3 separate regions of the Homo sapiens genome follow, and regions 2 and 3 are each linked to region 1. A link is an interaction called in ENCODE POLR2A ChIA-PET data of the cell type or tissue named here. Cell type or tissue: CD4-positive, alpha-beta T cell. All regions are shown on one strand.

Region 1 (2,500 bases):
ATAGAACCATTTTGGAGTTAGATTAATAGAACTCCAAGGGTTACAGCTAAAATGTTCCCAAAGTTCCTCTGAGCAACACTTCCATTTTCTAGTAAGAATCTACACCCCAGGAAGTGACCCACCAAGGTCACCCAGTAAGCCCGAATTCAAATCCCAGCCTCTACATCCATTGTGTTTTTCCCAGAAAGAATACTGAGCTGCCTCGATGGTGACTTTCCCAGTCTTGTTTGGGTCCAACAACCTGTAAACTAAAAATAAAATTCTAAGCCCCATAACCAACTAAACAGACCCTCTTGGCCACGAGGACCCCAGAGAAACCTGAAAAACAGCTCTTGGCCACAACAAGGAGGAGGTTGGAAAGGCCTCATTACATACCTCCTCCCTTTTGGGATTTAGACACAAAAACTGACCATCATTAATATTAAAATAGAGATTATAAGACTAAGAAACAAGACTCTTTGTGACAATAAGATACCGAAATATAAAGAGGACTGAAGGCCATGCCAGACAAGGGTTAAGTCACTCACCCCACAGCTCTAACCCAGTGTATTGGTTAACGGACTTCCTTATCTTACCAGTCCTTTCTGCTGACTCTAAATTTTTGGACAAAGCTTTACTCCTTTAACGAATTACAAATTAAAGAATCTCCGAACCCACCTATGACCTGTAAGCCCGTTTCATGATATCCCACCCTTCTGGGCTTAAACAATGCATATCTTCCATGTACTGACTTATGCCTTTGCCTGTAACTTTTGCCTCCTTAAAATGTATAAAACAAAACCGTAATCCAACGGCCTCAAGCACCCTTTCCCCACACCTCTTGAGACCGTGCTTTTCCCAGGACGCAGACACTCACTGGATTGGAATAAACCTCTTTAAAATATTTTAGAGACTTTGGTTTTTCTGTTAACATACCCCACCCCCCACCAAAGTGGGGGTGTTTCAATGCCTTTCACGATGAGCACCAGCTCTTTTTACTTTGAGTCTTGTAGGTGCTACAACATTTGTTAAAATGAGGGCTGGGTGCTGTGGCTCACACCTGTAATCCTAGCACTTTGGGAGTCCGAGGCAGACGGACAGCTTGAACCCAGAAGATGAGTTCGAGACCAGCCAAGGCAACATTGCAAGAGTTCGTCTCTATGAAAAATTTTTAAAAATTAGTCGCGCATGGTGATGCGTGCCTGTGGTTTCAGCTACTGGGAAAGCTGAGGCAGGAGGATCACTTGAGCCTGGGAGGTGGGGGCTACACTAAACCATATTCATGCCACTACACTCCAGCCTGGGCAACAGAGCAAGATTCCATGTCAAAAAATAAAATAAAATGAGGACACTCCAAGGTGCAACCCTATCTGGGGCTGAGGCTTGCTTCTTGATTTGTAAGACTTGGCTGATAAGAGAATCAAATAAGACAGCCAGGATGGGTTTTGAAAGGGTAAGCTATAATGCTAAACACATGAAAACTAGTGGGAGTTATGAGTTCTATACAAAACAACTCTATTTCAAAGGCAGGTGCCTTACAGATTCTGTCTGTGGTTTAGAAAGGAGACAGTATGGGTTGGGGCGGGCACACCTCAGATAGAGAAGTCAGACAGCGGGTGAGAGTGGCCTTCACCCCGCCTGCAACCCCACACATAGCTGAAATTGTACCCCAAAAGAGAATGCTCATTTTGCCCACCAAAAAGTGGTGGGGGAGAGAAGGGAGAGATTCAGATGTGAAGAAGCAGGGTACAGTTCCCCTCAGTTAGAGAAAGGTCCTCACAACCATAAGGACCAAAATAAAAAATATTCTTAACCAATCCTGCCTCTGTTTTCAACAAAGACCAGGAGATTAAGAACGAGCATCCTTTGTGCCTGAGAGTGGCTTTTTCTGCCAAAGACCCGGAGGCTAACTCTCTCTCTCTTTAGTGTGCACCTCAGTGGCCCAAAACAGGTGAGACCTCTCTCTGTTCCCACTGTAGGTGTCACTATCTTTCTGATCCAGTAAGAGGGGATACTCTGTGCTTCTCTCAGCATGGCTGGGAGATAGGGGTACAGCCAGAGGAATTAGGGGTGCAGCCAGGGGGCTGCCATGCCTTTGGCTCAGTGGGCAGATTCATGTCACAAGGGTTTCCACCCCACCAGCGCTGTGTGCTGGCTGCCTGCTGCCCACTGCCAGCCTGAGATTCAAGAGCCCGGAGATGGCAGAACAAAGGAAAATGGCTGTGGCTCCTGCAGCGGGGGTGGCTGCAGGCTGAGCTGCCAGCACACAGGCTTTTCAGCAGCTGAGTGCTCGCGTGAGGAACGGGAGCACTGGGCTGAGCACTGAGGCACAAAGCAAGTGGGGGGCCTGGGAGACTAATAGCAACCCAGGCACGTGCCTGGCCCCCACCCAAGGGCACAGCTGGGCCGGGAAGACTCGGCAGAACTCACTCCCCAAAGCAGTGGGCAGGTGGCCGACAAGCCTGGCACCGGCCACTCCTGCTCCTTGCCCAGCTGCTCAGAACTCTTACCCAGAGGTGTT
Region 2 (2,500 bases), 58 kb before region 1:
TTTGAACTGGCTGTTAATCTTAGCAGCACTCTCAATTACTGAGTTAAATAAAATCTTTGACATGTGTACATGTAATATATATGAGTTATGCCTTTTTTTAAAAAATTATCTTTAACAGAAGGCACGGGAAGGACCACTACCTCTCAGAGATGGAAAGGCTTGCCATGGTCCACGCAGCACAAAGCCCACCCCCAGCCATATCATCCCAGACAGGAAGGGTGTAGCCTGGGCTTGCATACCTCCAAGGACAGGGTGCTCAGTCCCTCCTAGAGGCCACTTCACTTCTTCCCATATTGGCTCACAGCTGTGACTTTAAAACACAGAACGAGTGCATATCTAAAACTAGAAGAAAACACTATGGTCCTTCCTGCTGACAGCTGAGTGCTTGGGCCTAAATCAGCATCTACACACGCGGCCTGCAACCCTGGGTTCCATGCAAAGGCAGTGTGGCTGAATTGGCTGCAGGTGGAGTGAGGAGAGAGGCCAACACAGGCTCACGGTAACACTTCCACTGCCTCAGAACAAAACCCTGGATTTCCTGACCTTCCAGCAGTCCATGTGTATTTTCAAATACCAGGTTTTTCTCAGGGCACCAGGGCAAGCCGAGCAAGGCCCACACACGCTAGTCTCACACATGTCCCCCAGCACTGCCCCCAGGTTCCCAGCCCTGCTGAGCTGTCCTCACAGACACGGACACCCTCCCTCATAGGAGGTGCGGAGGAGCACCCAGTCCCGGTCTGAGGCCTCAGGCAAGTCCCAGCACACCCCAGGGCCTCTGTTCTCCTTATGAGTGGGACCAGATGGGGTCCACCAACCGTCCAAACGTGATATGCTGCTGTCTTCAGGGCACATTATCCCCAGCGTTGATGTTCACAATAATCCCCTTTCTCCCCACAGACCATCCCTCCTGGGCCCCAGGCCTCTGTGGCCTACCCTGGCCCCTTGGCAGTTGATGGCCACTCTGCTGCTTCTGGGGGCTCCCGGGCAACTTTGGTTGTGTTGGTTTCTGGTAGCATCTGCGCTCCAGGCAAGAAGCAACACCCTACCTTGTCTCCCCACCTCTATGGCACAGAAAGAGAACAGACCTTGAACTCCAAATGCCTGCTGAGGCTTGCCACAGACCTCGAAGCCTTGTTCCTAAAGGGACAGGGAAGTGGACCGTTTCGTTTCAGTGATTCAAAGCTTGAGCTATCTGACATGTGACCCAGGCAGCTCTCTCGTAGGGACTGGCAGCCACAGATAAAATTCCCCAATCATTAAAATTATGTTAGCAATAATTCAGGGGATGCATACTAAATAATCTGGATCTTTGTTAGATGCTTACCCATCTCAACTCATTTAATCCTTGAAACAACCTCACAGGGGTAGGAGGTTTTGTCACCTTATACCCACACACACCAGCAGTGGTCAGGCAGCAACAGGTACACCCCAGCCCTGAGTACCTACTTATTAAAATGTGATCCCCCATCCTGGCTAACACGGTGAAACCCCGTCTCTACTAAAAATACAAAAAAAATTAGCCGGGCGTAGTGGCGGGCGCCTGTAGTCCCAGCTACTCGGGAGGCTGAGGCAGGAGAATGGCGTGAACCCGGGAGGCGGAGCTTGCAGTGAGCCGAGATTGCGCCACTGCACTCCCGCCTGGGCCACAGAGCGAGACTCCGTCTCAAAAAAAAAAAAAAAAAAAAATGTGATCCCACCTCCCAGGAGAACTCCTCTAAAAACATGTTTTTTTCTTACAAACTGTAAGAAGCAATTCCAATAACACTGTAGTTTATATATATATATATATGTCCTTGTAAGTGCAAAACCCTGCAAAAAACTGTAACACCCATCCACAGAAGTGCAATGGCAATAGCTGACAGCATCCCCGGCCTTCATCCCCCTCCTGGAGGATGCTGCATTTCACAGCCGCATGGTTTCAGTGGGATAAAGCATGAGGAGGGGTGTGTCCGGGGATCCCTTCCCTTGCTGGCTTCACCACCACACCACCCATCAGGGGGAGGCTCGGGGTTTGTCTGTGGTAGACTCCTTCCCTCCACCATAGATGAAGGGGAGGCTGTGGAAGGCAGAGAAATGGAAACAAGATCCTGTTGACGTCACTGAGCCACTTGGATCAACCCAAACCTGAAACTCACCCCACCTTGGGACTTTCCAGTTTCAAGAGCCAAAACCTCCCCTCATTGTTTAGGCCAGTCTGAATTGGGTTTTCTATTACCTGCAACTGTAAATGGACTCCTCTGGTACAAAGGCAAGGCCCATCTGTTCTTGGCACACTCCTACAACTGATGGCGTGACCGTGAAAACGCACTGTGGATCAGTATATTAAGTAACACTCATAAAATAGTATGTAAAATGATTCCATGGGTGTGATGACCTGAGTAGATGCATGGACATTTTCAGGAAGGATTCCTAATAGTAGTTACCTCTGCGTAACAGAAGACATACTTTCACTTTTCACTTTACATTCTCTTATGTTTAGATTTTTATTTAAGTGTACTTT
Region 3 (2,500 bases), 88 kb after region 1:
CGCCTGCTAACACAACATCCATTCTGTAGCCCATGGATCAAGGAGTAATTTTGACTTTCAAGTCTTATTATTTAAGAAATACATTTTGTAAGGCTATAGCTTCCATGGATAGTGATTCCTCTTATAGATCCAAGCAAAGTAAATTAAAAACCTCTGGAAAGTTTTCGCCATTCTACATGCCATCCAGAACATTTATGATTCATGAACATTGTGATCACTGTTGAAATGACAACAAAGATTTTCACTATTCCACAAACTTAGTTGATAAAGCAGTGGCAGTGTTCGAAAGGATTGACTCCAATTTTGAAAGAAGTTCTACTGTGGATGAAATGTGGCAAACTTCACTGTTCTCTTAAGAAATTGCCATAGCCACCCCAGCCTTCAGCAACTACCACCCTGATCAGTCAGCAACCATCAATGTTAAGGCAAGACCCACCACCAGCAAAAAGATTTACAATTCGGAGAAGATTCACATGATTGTTAGCATTTTTTAGCAAAAAAAGTATTTTAAAATTACATATGCATATTTTTTTGAAGACATAATGCTATTGCACGCTTAATAGACTACAATATAGCATAAACATAATTTTTACATGCACTGGGAAACCAAAAACTGTGCGTGACTGGCTTTATTGCCTTATTTGCTTCATTGCAGTGAACTTGCAGTATCTCCGAGGTATGACTGTACCAAATCAAAGCACTCTTTTTGTAATCAGCCCTCAAAATTGTCAGTCCATGTTTGTGCGTTCTTGCTTTTGTTCTGGGAGGTTGTTTTAGGAAATGTTTAGATCTTTGTTTTAAGAAAAGGTCAGATGCTAAGCAGATTGGAAGCTGGGGTAGAAAACCACAAGATTCTGAAGTTCATTCTGCCAGTAATATAAAAGGAAACCCTTAGAGGCAATGTCAGCAGGCAGGGCTTAGTAAAGTTCACCGAACTTGGAGCTCCTCCCCTGCATATCTGTCCCTCATCTCTCTGATACTGCTCCCTAGCGGTGAGGGCGGATGGTCGAGGTTGGTCCCAGCAACCTCCTGGTATGTCAATGTTTTCCTTCTCCCTTAGGTACTTAAAGGATACTATTTAGGCAGGAGGAAAAGATACCTTTAAAAAGAGAAGCTTGCTTTCTAGTCATGTAGATGCTGAGTCTAATAAAAGTTTCGATTTTTTACTTTTTATTTTTTTTGAGACAGAGTCTCGCTCTGTTGCCTAGGCTGCAGTGCAGTGGCATGATCTTGGCTCACTGCAACCCCCACCTCCGGGATTCAAGCAACTCTCCTGCTTCAGCCTCCTGAGTAGCTGGGACTACAGGCGTGCGCCACCATGCCCAGTTAATTTTTGGATTTTTTGTAGAGACAGGGCTTCACCATGTTGGCCAGGCTGATTTCAAACTCCCGCCTCAGCCTCCCAAAGTGCTGGGATTACAGGCGTGAGCCACTGCACCTGGTCCATCAGTTTTTTATTCTTGTTTTGTCTCCATTCTTCATTGAGCGAAGGGGCTATACCCTCTCATTTATTCTTTAGATAGCTTTGTTGCCAACTGCTTTTTTGTCTGGAGTTTCTAAAGTTTGATGCATATTTAGACCTGATACTTTGTTATAGTTTTGAATGACAATATGTTGAAAAGTAGCTCCTTAGATAGTTTTGCCATCATTCTTCATGTCTAAAGAATATTATTAGTTGGATGTGGTGGTGTGCACCTGCAGTCCTCAGCTACTTGGAGGATCTGAGGTGGGAAGATCACTTGAGCCGAGGAGGTTGAGGCGGCAGTAAGCCTCGATCACCTACTGCACTCCAGCCTGTCTCTAAAAAAATTAAGAATATCACTTCCCTATAGTGGAAAAATTATAGTTAAATATAGAATAACCACTTTCAGGAAGGAATTTGGTTTAATTCCAGGCAGAGCAACTCAATTTTTACTAAGAGCCTCTAGGGAACTTGTCTCTTGTGATGAAACTTGTGAAGTGTGGCTAGATAATTTTATTCCTTCTCCGTGGTACCTGTTCACTCACTGGCTTCAACTCCAGAGAGGTCATTTCTGCCAGAGAGAAAACACAGCACATTTCTTCCTCATGGGCTGCAGGCATATGGCTTTATGAACTCAGTGTCCACTCAGCCTTGCTCCAAACTGCTCCTGATTCCAAAGACATTTTGTCTTGGCTGTCTTTCTCTAAAGATTTTCTTCCTTTGGATAGCGTCTGCCAGGGAACTTCACTGAGTTGCATCCTCTCCATAGATTTTCTGACAGCATTTGCTGGGGAAAATTGCCCTGGCTCAAAGTATTCATTACTTATTCCTCTCCTAAATAATTGCTTGGAAGATTTTTATCCTGATGAATCTTATACTTGAAACTTTTAATCTCCAGATGGCATTATTTGACTAGATATACATACTATTATTTTTGGTGACATATGCTGGGAATTTTGTTCTTTATTTAGGAGCTTTACTCGTGGCGATGAGGATTCTTTTGACATTTTGTTTTGAAGGGATCTGGCAATGGATACA

Evidence for each region. Peaks named below come from ENCODE experiments on the same cell type or tissue, not always from the same donor. Only the 100,000 strongest peaks of a DNase experiment are listed, where the experiment ranks them.
Region 2: POLR2A ChIA-PET joins it to region 1 with 5 read pairs; 16 of 35 experiments call an interaction of 5 or more read pairs at or near these places.
Region 3: POLR2A ChIA-PET joins it to region 1 with 5 read pairs; 2 of 35 experiments call an interaction of 5 or more read pairs at or near these places.

Annotation. Positions count from the first base shown.
Region 1 is chr10:80,465,078-80,467,577 of GRCh38, reverse strand. All of the region lies in intron 1 of TSPAN14 (tetraspanin 14), which reads right to left. Among named protein-coding and RNA genes, the nearest start is that of TSPAN14, 12 kb to the right of the region's middle. RefSeq lists a silencer at 411-705 and enhancers at 1,664-2,235, 2,236-2,500. In CD4-positive, alpha-beta T cell, no CTCF peak of the experiment used is centred here; DNase peaks (open chromatin) are centred at 1,537, 1,877 and 2,217; H3K4me3 peaks cover 2,500 bases; H3K27ac peaks cover 2,500 bases.
Region 2 is chr10:80,522,590-80,525,089 of GRCh38, reverse strand. It overlaps TSPAN14 (tetraspanin 14), which reads right to left. Exons shown (of 9, transcript NM_030927.4): 9 at 2,459-2,500. Among named protein-coding and RNA genes, the nearest start is that of TSPAN14-AS1, 12 kb to the left of the region's middle. RefSeq lists an enhancer at 1,945-2,024. In CD4-positive, alpha-beta T cell, no CTCF peak of the experiment used is centred here; DNase peaks (open chromatin) are centred at 1,159 and 2,099.
Region 3 is chr10:80,376,857-80,379,356 of GRCh38, reverse strand. No RefSeq gene overlaps it. Among named protein-coding and RNA genes, the nearest start is that of DYDC2, 21 kb to the right of the region's middle. In CD4-positive, alpha-beta T cell, a CTCF peak has its summit at 1,021 (motif pointing left); a DNase peak (open chromatin) is centred at 956.